Linked DNA regions of Homo sapiens: region 2 is linked to region 1. The links are chromatin contacts, found by Hi-C in ENCODE. All regions are on one chromosome and are shown on one strand. The core of a region is the stretch at or near the end of the contact, and the rest is flanking DNA. Distances in the headings are between cores, read along the strand shown. Region 1 holds the start of TANAR (TWIST1 associated long noncoding RNA regulated by androgen receptor). Region 2 overlaps ANO7 (anoctamin 7).

Evidence for each region. A loop is a pair of places that touch in the nucleus more often than their neighbours do. Pooled maps may share reads with other maps.
Region 2: a map of OCI-LY7 shows a loop between it and region 1 (17-fold over the local background). The contact joins the enhancer-like site here to the promoter of TANAR in region 1. A Hi-C loop is called at or near these places in 2 of 168 maps with a recorded cell type or tissue (OCI-LY7 and endothelial cell of umbilical vein), 3 of 37 single-sample maps with no recorded cell type and 6 of 50 pooled maps.

The regions. Positions count from the first base shown.
Region 1 is chr2:240,983,421-240,987,949 of GRCh38, forward strand. TANAR (TWIST1 associated long noncoding RNA regulated by androgen receptor) reads right to left here and starts at 2,717. Exons shown (of 2, transcript NR_186276.1): 1 at 2,479-2,717; 2 at 1-265. The region is part of intron 28 of CROCC2 (ciliary rootlet coiled-coil, rootletin family member 2); the gene reads left to right. RefSeq lists enhancers at 1-442, 202-281, 292-411, 443-949 and a silencer at 1-121.
Region 2 is chr2:241,215,789-241,220,317 of GRCh38, forward strand. It overlaps ANO7 (anoctamin 7), which reads left to right. Exons shown (of 25, transcript NM_001370694.2): 19 at 305-450; 20 at 1,898-2,103; 21 at 2,451-2,593. Among named protein-coding and RNA genes, the nearest start is that of ANO7, 29 kb to the left of the region's middle. RefSeq lists enhancers at 510-1,041, 3,149-3,248 and a silencer at 1,676-1,805. Within about 2 kb of position 1,908, at least 31 of the 41 ENCODE cell types and tissues checked have a DNase peak (open chromatin) inside an H3K27ac peak, as active enhancers do.

The DNA of each region.
Region 1 (4,529 bases), core at 1,467-3,966:
CCCAGGTGCTCTGCAGGCCGCAGAGGCTCAGCGGCGGGCAGGAGGCGGCCGAGGCGCAGGCGGAGAGGCGCGTCCTGCAGGAGCAGACGGCGGCGCTGCGCACCGAGCGGGCGCGTCTGCAGGGGGAGCTCGCGGCGCTGCGCGCTCAGCTCGCACAGGTAGGCGGCAGCGGTGGTCCTTAGAGAGGAAGGAGGAGCTCCTGGCTGGGGTCCGCAGGGGCGCGGCTGGGAGAGGCGCTGGCCCACGCATGCTTCTGTGTCCTCACCTGCCGGCGGGGTGGCACTAAGCTCAGGGTCAGGACGCCCGCAGGTGGCCACAGCCCTGCCAGTGGTGTCGTGTGCGCCCTGCCTTGGCTCTCCCTGGGGAGGCACCATGGGTGGGGGCAAATCCCCGGCTTTGTCTCCAGTGTCTGAGCCCAGCTTTGCTGGAAACCGAGTGGCCTGACACATCACACACCCCAGAGCCCCAGAGGCCCCTGCTCATGGTGGAGATAGCCCCTCCCCAGGGGTGTGCCCTGCGGCTGGAGCAACAGGTGGGCCAGCCTGTGCAGGTGCCCCACAACCTCCCCTCTCAACGCTCACAAGGATAGTGGCCCCTGAGCTCCCGGTAGGGCCTGGGCAGACAGGGTGAGAGACCAGGAAGAGCTCAGTGGTCAAGGGGTGAAGTGACGGTCATCACCCAGTCCTGTCATCCCCCGGCCTCCCCGGTGCAAGACAGGGTTTCCAAGCCCAAAGGTCAGACAAACGTAGACCACTGTGTCCAGGGGTGGGCCGCAGAGGTGAGGCCAGGTGGAGGCACCCTGCTGGCGGGTGGGTGATCCAGTGGTCCTGGCCACTGAGCTCGGACCCTGGACGCAGGTGGACCTGGCTTCCACGCATGAAACCAGACGGAGCAGAACCATTCGCGGGGAGATGAGGGGCGCACAGCCGCCAGGTCGACTGATAGGGAAACAGCCCAATAAAGAGGAAATGGCATTCCAGGAAGCAGGCAGAGCTTCTGGGAGCCTGCACCCCAGCCGTCACTCTGGGCCCACCGAGGAGGAGCCTGCTATGTACAACACCCCCTCCCCATCACCTGAGAGGCAGCTCTCTTGTCCTCTGTGAGCATTCCACACACACCCAGGCACTCACTCCACACACACCCAGGCACTCACTCCACACACACCCAGGCACTCACTCCACACACACCCAGGCACTCACTCCACACACACACCCAGGCACTCACTCCACACACACACACCCAGGCACTCACTCCACCACACACACACACCCAGGCACTCACTCCACACACACACCCAGGCACTCAATCCACACACACACCCAGGCACTCCACACACACACACCCAGGCACTCACTCCACACACACCCAGGCACTCACTCCACACACACACCCAGGCACTCAATCCACACACACACCCAGGCACTCCACACACACACACCCAGGCACTCACTCCACACACACCCAGGCACTCACTCCACACACACACACCCAGGCACTCACTCCACACACACACCCAGGCACTCACTCCACACACACACACCCAGGCACTCACTCCACACACACACCCAGGCACTCACTCCACACACACACACCCAGGCACTCACTCCACACACACACCCAGGCACTCACTCCACACACACACACCCAGGCACTCACTCCACACACACACACCCAGGCACTCACTCCACACACACACCCAGGCACTCACTCCACACACACCCAGGCACTCACTCCACACACACACCCAGGCTCTCACTCCACACACACACCCAGGCACTCACTCCACCACACACACACACCCAGGCACTCACTCCACACACACACCCAGGCACTCACTCCACACACACACCCAGGCACTCCACACACACACACCCAGGCACTCACTCCACACACACACCCAGGCACTCACTCCACCACACACACACACCCAGGCACTCACTCCACACACAAACCCAGGCACTCACTCCACACACACACCCAGGCACTCCACACACACACACCCAGGCACTCACTCCACACACACACCCAGGCACTCACTCCACCACACACACACACCCAGGCACTCACTCCACACACACACCCAGGCACTCACTCTACACACACACCCAGGCACTCACTCCACACACACACACCCAGGCACTCACTGCACACACCCAGCACACACACCCAGGCACTCACTCCACACACACCCAGACACTCACTCCACACACACCCAGGCACTCACTCCACACACACCCAGCACACACACCCAGGCACTCACTCCACACACACCCAGGCACTCACTCCACACACACACACCCAGGCACTCACTCCACACACACACCCAGGCACTCACTCCACACACACCCAGGCACTCAGCACACACCCAGGCACCCACTCCACACACACCCAGGCACTCACTCCACACACACCCAGGCACTCACACTGGGGGTCTCACTGCCCCCCACAGCAGGGTCTGGGTGCATGCAGGGCCCCCACCTGGCAGGTGAGGGCAGAGTGGGCACATGGCCCCAGCCCACGGGGTGGCCTCACACCGATCCCTCTTTCTGTTCATCCTCCTCTCCTTGATGCCGGCCTCTCAAGCTGTCTGCACAGTTGGGCTCCTCCCTGATGGGGACATGGTGGCTCTCCAGGGCTTCAGGGCTGGACACTGCCCTTTCTACAGCATGCGTTGTTTAAATGACTCCAGGGCACCATCAGTGTCCTGCACCGCGACTGGCTCACAAACGGGGCTGAGTGGAGAGGGTGGTGCATCACATGGGCACATGGGCACAGCTCCCACCCACCCTGTGGGTCCAAGGTGCAGGGTGGGGTAGTCCTGGTGGCCTGAGGCCAGAGTCCCCGCGGAAGCTGTGCCCACCTCCCTCTGGACCGGATGCTTTTGGAGGGGCTGCCTCCAGCTCGGCATCCATGGGCCCTGTTGCCCACTACCCAGGCCTCCTCATGGCCCCTTGACCCCAGAGCCCCACACCCACCCCCTCCCAGCTACTCTCCTGCCACCCTTGCTCATGCAGCCTCAGAGTGGCCGCCAAGATCAAGGAGAGCCAGAGGTCAAGGTAACCTGTGGGTCACCCAGCTGTAGGGACAGGCCTGGAAAGCCGAGCCGGTGTTGCCGGCTCCACGACCCATCCACAAGCTCCCACCTCCAGCGTCCTGGGGGACTCGAGCTTGTTCTCCTTGGGAAGTTTGTTCACCATCCCAGGCTGGATGGCGCAGGGGGAGGGGTGGGAAGGGCAGGTGTCTTTGGACTTCCATCCGTGGAGCCTGGGGGACAGCCCCTTGTCCCTCTGCTGTGTGCTGCTGAGGCCCTGCAGGAACAGGGAAGGTGCCCACACAGCCACCCAGGCTGGCCCTGCAGAGTGGGCTGCACCAGCTGTGGGCCCAGGGTTCTGATGCCCTCACAGCCCCCTTCTGGGAGTAGGCAGGGGGCCCCCATCTGTGAAGTGGGGAAGGCAGGTGCTGAGGCCTCAGGGGTGAACCCCAGAGCAGGGTGGCCCTTCCCAAGGACTCACTGCCACCTGCAGAAGGCCCCGCAGCCCAGCCTGCCCAGGGAACAGGGGCCAGCAGGTCAGGACAGTCACGAAAGCCACCAGCCAGCTTGTCCACAAAGGACCACCTGCCCTCCAGAGTAGGGCCAGCCAATGGGGTCCAGTCACCAGCCCCTGCTGCTATTACTGAAGGGGGCCCAGCGCCATGGAGCCAGGGTGTTGGGGCCTCCCGTGGACGCTGCTGGGGGTGGAGGAGCAGGGGGCTTGCATCAGCCCTGGTTGCGACAGCACTGCCCGGGGACGCAGAGCCAGCTGTGGGCACAGTGCCCACCGTGAGTCCCTGGAGCCTGAGGAGGGGGAGGGAAGGAACAGCTAATGAGTTCCAGGAGGTCAGCTGTGAGGGGCCCACAAACCCATAAACCCTTTATTGGTGTCTCAGGAGGGGAAACCCGGATGTGGCCGTTTATTTATTTTGGATTTCACTTTTCTCTTCTCTTTATAACATGCACTTCCAGGAGTGTAACTGGATTTTTAAAGAAACAGGACTTCCTTTTTCAGTGCAGGGGACTCTCTGTTTTTCTCAGTCCTGAAGAAGAAAGGAACCCTTATTTTTTGTAAAGTTCCAACCACTGACCCTGTAACAAACTTTACCCATGCAAATTATCCCCTCTGTCTTAGGGCCCGAAACCAGGCCTGCTCCAGCCCTGAAGCTAAGAGGGCAGGTTTGTGGTGTGCCAAGTGTGTGCACTGAGCCCCAGGTCTGCTGCCCAATCCTGGGCCAGGGCCAGCACCCGACAGAGGGCATTGGGGCCAACAGAGGACTGACCTGGCACTCCAGCCCAAGGCTGTCACCCCTGTGGACACAGCCCCAGCAGGCATGACCCTCGGGGCTGGGCACGGCAGAGCCTGGAGGCAGCCTGGTTGGGAGAGCAGGGCCTGGGTTCCAGGCCTGCCTCAGCGCCTGCCTGGCCCAATGAGCCTGTGACATCATGGGATCCCTTCCACACCAACTCCCCATGAGGCATGCCCCAGGCCATCTGG
Region 2 (4,529 bases), core at 658-3,157, 230 kb after region 1:
GCACTGCTTTGCAATTCCGGGAGGAGCCCATTACCCCTAAAGCCTTAAGGAACAATGCGGGGGGCTGGGCGGGTGGACTGCCCTCCCACATCTGACCAACAGACACAGACGCTTTCACTGAGTCCGATCTGCAAAGCTGTTGGCTCTCACTGCGTCCACCCCTCAGCCCCAGACCCCATCCCTCCCTGCTGCCCTTCAATTGCAAAGCAACAGGCTTGTCCCGGCCACATCTCCCCCAAGGACTATAGCAGCCACTGAGACCCATGTTGGATCAAAGGCCATTTTCCTGTATTCCCGTCCCCAGGAAGCTAAAGGGCTGGTGGCAGAAGTTCCGGCTTCGCTCCAAGAAGAGGAAGGCGGGAGCTTCTGCAGGGGCTAGCCAGGGGCCCTGGGAGGACGACTATGAGCTTGTGCCCTGTGAGGGTCTGTTTGACGAGTACCTGGAAATGGGTAGGAGCCCGTTAGCAGCTGCGGCAATGGCTGGCGCCGTGGGCAGGGATGGGTGGCCACTCTGCTCAAGGGCCTCCCAGCCTGACATTCCTGTGTCTGCATCTGCCCTGAAATGTGCTGTGGGGGTGGGGTGGGAACAGAGGGTCGGGCCTGTGGAGAATCCAGAAAGGAATTCTTTTCCCCTGAGAGTGCCCAAGAGGGTTGGCTGAGGACAGAGGGGCACCGGCACGGGGAGGAGGCCCCCGCGGCCGTTGCAGAGCTCCCCTGGGGTCCCTGGACCTAGAAAGCATGGGCCAGAGCAAGGGAAGAATTAGGAGAGCAGGCCCTGGGGGCTGACAGAAGTCCTCCAAGGGTGAAGCCACAGTGGGAGGCAGCGGCCTGGAGAGCCAATGTTCCCAGAAATCTCAATGCCCACGCTATTTGCAGACCTACCACTGTCACCTTACCAGGTGGTGGCCAGTGCCAGGGGCTCACTGCCTGCACGGGTGGTGCACTCTGGAGGGTGGGTCTGTATCACCTGTGCCGTCCCTGCAGTGCAGGGTCTGACTCTGAGCTGACAAAAGGGAGAAGGAATCATCAGGCAGTTTGTTTGTTTGTTTTTGTTTTGTTTTTTGAGACGGAGTCTCCCTCTGTCGCCCAGGCTGGAGTGCAGTGGCGCCATCTCGGCTCACTCCAACCTCCACCTCCCAGGTTCAAGCAATTCTCCTGCCTCAGCCTCCCGAGTAGCTGGGATTACAGGCGCCCACCACCACGCCCGGCTAATTTTGTATTTTTAGTAGAGGCGGAGTTTCACCGTGTTGGCCAGGCTGGTCTCGAACTCCTGACCTCAGGTGATCCACCTGCCTCAGCCTCCCAAAGTGCTGGGGATTACAGGCGTGAGAAACTGTGCCCGGCAGGCAGCTCTTAACCTAGCAAGCGGGCATGTGAGCCGGCAGGCCCCGGAGCTCCCCAGCGTAGCCGCGGCATCTGTGGAAAGGGAGCAGGCCAGTTCCCAGGGCGAGGAGTGGACGCCCTGACCCTCCTCCACTGAACCCTGGACCCCAATGATCTCACTAGTAATTCTCGGCGAAGACCCAGAAGCCCCTTCCAAAGAGCCCTCTCCTAACAGCTCCCCTGTGGGGTGACTGGAGAAGCTGGTTGTAAAATCAGGAGCAGGTTTCTGCCCCAACGCCTGCCCTGAGTTAGTTCCTGAGCTCACCGAGCCGGAGAAGGCCCGTGACCAGCCAGAAGCACGGAGCGCAGGGCAGGACAGCCGGCCTGAGGCCGGTCAGGAGAGGCGGCCCTGGCGCTGCGCGGTCCAGGACGAGGGAGACCAGGAGGTGGGGGCGGAATGAGCCGCGATGGGGTGGCGGCACCACGTGGACTGGCCGGTCCTCCGCGGGGGGCGCGTTCCGAGGGCTGAGGGCGGACGGTGGCGGAGAGCCCGGCCGTGACCCCCTCCCCGCAGTGCTGCAGTTCGGCTTCGTCACCATCTTCGTGGCCGCCTGTCCGCTCGCGCCGCTCTTCGCCCTGCTCAACAACTGGGTGGAGATCCGCTTGGACGCGCGCAAGTTCGTCTGCGAGTACCGGCGCCCGGTGGCCGAGCGCGCCCAGGACATCGGCATCTGGTTCCACATCCTGGCGGGCCTCACGCACCTGGCGGTCATCAGCAACGTGAGGCCCGGGCGGGAGCGCGGGGCGGGGCGGGGGCGCGCAGGGGCGGGGGCGGGGGGGGCAGCGGGGGCGCGCAGGGGCGGGCCGGGGGCAGCGGGGGCGCGCAGGGGCGGGGCTGGGGGCATCGGGGGCTCGTAGGGGCGGGGCGGGGGGGCGGCGGGGGCGGGCAGGGGCGGGGGGCAGCGGGGGCGCGCAGGGGCGGGGCGGGGGGGGCAGCGGGGGCGCGCAGGGGCGGAGCGGGGGCGCGCAGGGGCGGGGCGGGGGGGCAGCGGGGGCGCGCAGGGGCGGAGCGGGGGCGCGCAGGGGCGGAGCGGGGGCCGCCTCGCGCTGACCCCTCCGGCGCCCAGGCCTTCCTCCTGGCCTTCTCGTCCGACTTCCTGCCGCGCGCCTACTACCGGTGGACCCGCGCCCACGACCTGCGCGGCTTCCTCAACTTCACGCTGGCGCGAGCCCCGTCCTCCTTCGCCGCCGCGCACAACCGCACGTGCAGGTGAGCCCCGCGCCAGGTGGAGGGGGCCGCGGGCGCACGAGGACGAGGCGGAGCGGGGCTCGGGTGGGGTGGGGGTGCGGCGGTGGGGAGCCGGGAGGGGCGGGCGCCGCCGGGCAAGGCCGGGGGAGGGGGGGAGCTGGGGGCGCCGTGGGCAGGGGCTGGGGGGAGGTTCCCCGCGGTAAGGGACGGAGCTTTGCGGGGCTGGAGGGCAAATCGTGGATTCTAGGTGAATTGCTAGTTGGTCATAGTGTAGCAGGACGAGTCGCAGACAGAACTCCTCAGACACCGGATTAAAGAAGGAAGAGGTTTTTTTATTCGGCCGGGGGCGTCGGCAGACTCGTGTCTTCAGAGCGGAGCTCGCCGAAAAAGAAATTCTTAGCCCTTTGAAGGGCTTACAACTCTAAGGGTCTACGTGAAAGAGTCATAATAGATCAAGTAAGCGTGAGGAACGTGACTGTGGGCTACATACATCAGCTAACGGTACAAAAAGTTTTACGGTGCTTTCTCATACAGCGTCTGGAATTCACACATAACACCAGTAGTTTTGGTCAGGGGTTAATATTATTGTTATTTTAACCGCCAGGGCCAGGTGGTGGCGCCAAGGTCATCTAGCTATTTATCTTCTGTTTCTTTCCAGCTTTTTGCTTTCTTCCTTTTCTCCTGTCTTATAAACTAGGGAAAAGGGGAGGTTGGGGAGAAACTGGGAAGGACAACAGGAGAAGTGGTGGCCTCATACCATAATAGAACCTGCAGAGCAGGTAGATGTACTTCACCCGCAGTTGTGGAGACTTCCTTTGTGATCTGGTTACAATGAAGTTTTGCATGTGTTTCAATAAACTTGAAAAGCATCATAGTCTCCTAATGTTGGAGCAAATCTCAGCAGTAAAATTACGAAACCATAGGGTTATCAGTCTTTTCATATCGGTCTCTCTCAGGTTTTGCTTTTGCTCTATGTATTTTGAGCTTTTTAGTTGTGTACGAATTCATACTTGTGATCTCTTCATAATGGATACTTACTTTTTCCTTTTATTCTTTATCTTTTTTATTCCTCCTCTCCTGACTTCTGGTGGATGGGTAAAAGTGTTCTGGTTGTTTTTTTTATTATTATTCTTTTGCTTATTTGGAACCGATGGCATATATTTCTATTATTTTAGGGGTTACTCATATGTTTAGCATACATTCTTTTCTTTTTTCTTTTTTTTTAGAGACTGGGTCTTGCTCTGTATCCCATTCTAGAATGCACTGCCACAATTATAGCTCACTGCACCCTAGACTTCCTGGGCTCAAGCAATCCTCCCACCTCAGCTTCCCGAGAAGCCAGAACTACAGGCGTGTGCCACCAGGCCTGGCTTTTTTTTTTTTTTTTTTTCTTTAAAGAGATGGGGTCTTACTATGTTATGTTACTCAGGCTAGTCTCAAACTCCTGGCCTCAAGCAATGCCCTGGCCTCCCAAAGCACTGGGATTACAGGCACAAGCCACCACACCCGGCTAGCACACGTTCTAAACTATATATTATCCTAACAAAGCCTGAATGAACTCAGTTTTGTTTCCTCTCTCTGTGTATGACTAGGATCTTCACATGCCTTACCACCTAGTAAGCAGCAATCTCTCCATCTTATTATTGTTACATGGAGTTTTAGTTTTACTGTTAAAAACACACATGAAAAAACATTTTCAGTCATCTGTTCATCAAATTTATTTGTGTATTTTGTTAACTTCTGTGGTTACAGTAATTTCTTATGTATTGCCTTCTCCGAGTCTTTTTTTTCTTGCTGAAGTATATCCTTTAGTAATTCTTTCAGTAAAGGTATGTGGTTAGTGGGGTCTTCACATGCAGAAATGCATACACATATGTATGCATAGAAATATGTATCACGCATATGTATGATAATATTGCCATGCATTTTTGTCCTTCAAATAGCGGATATAAAAGTA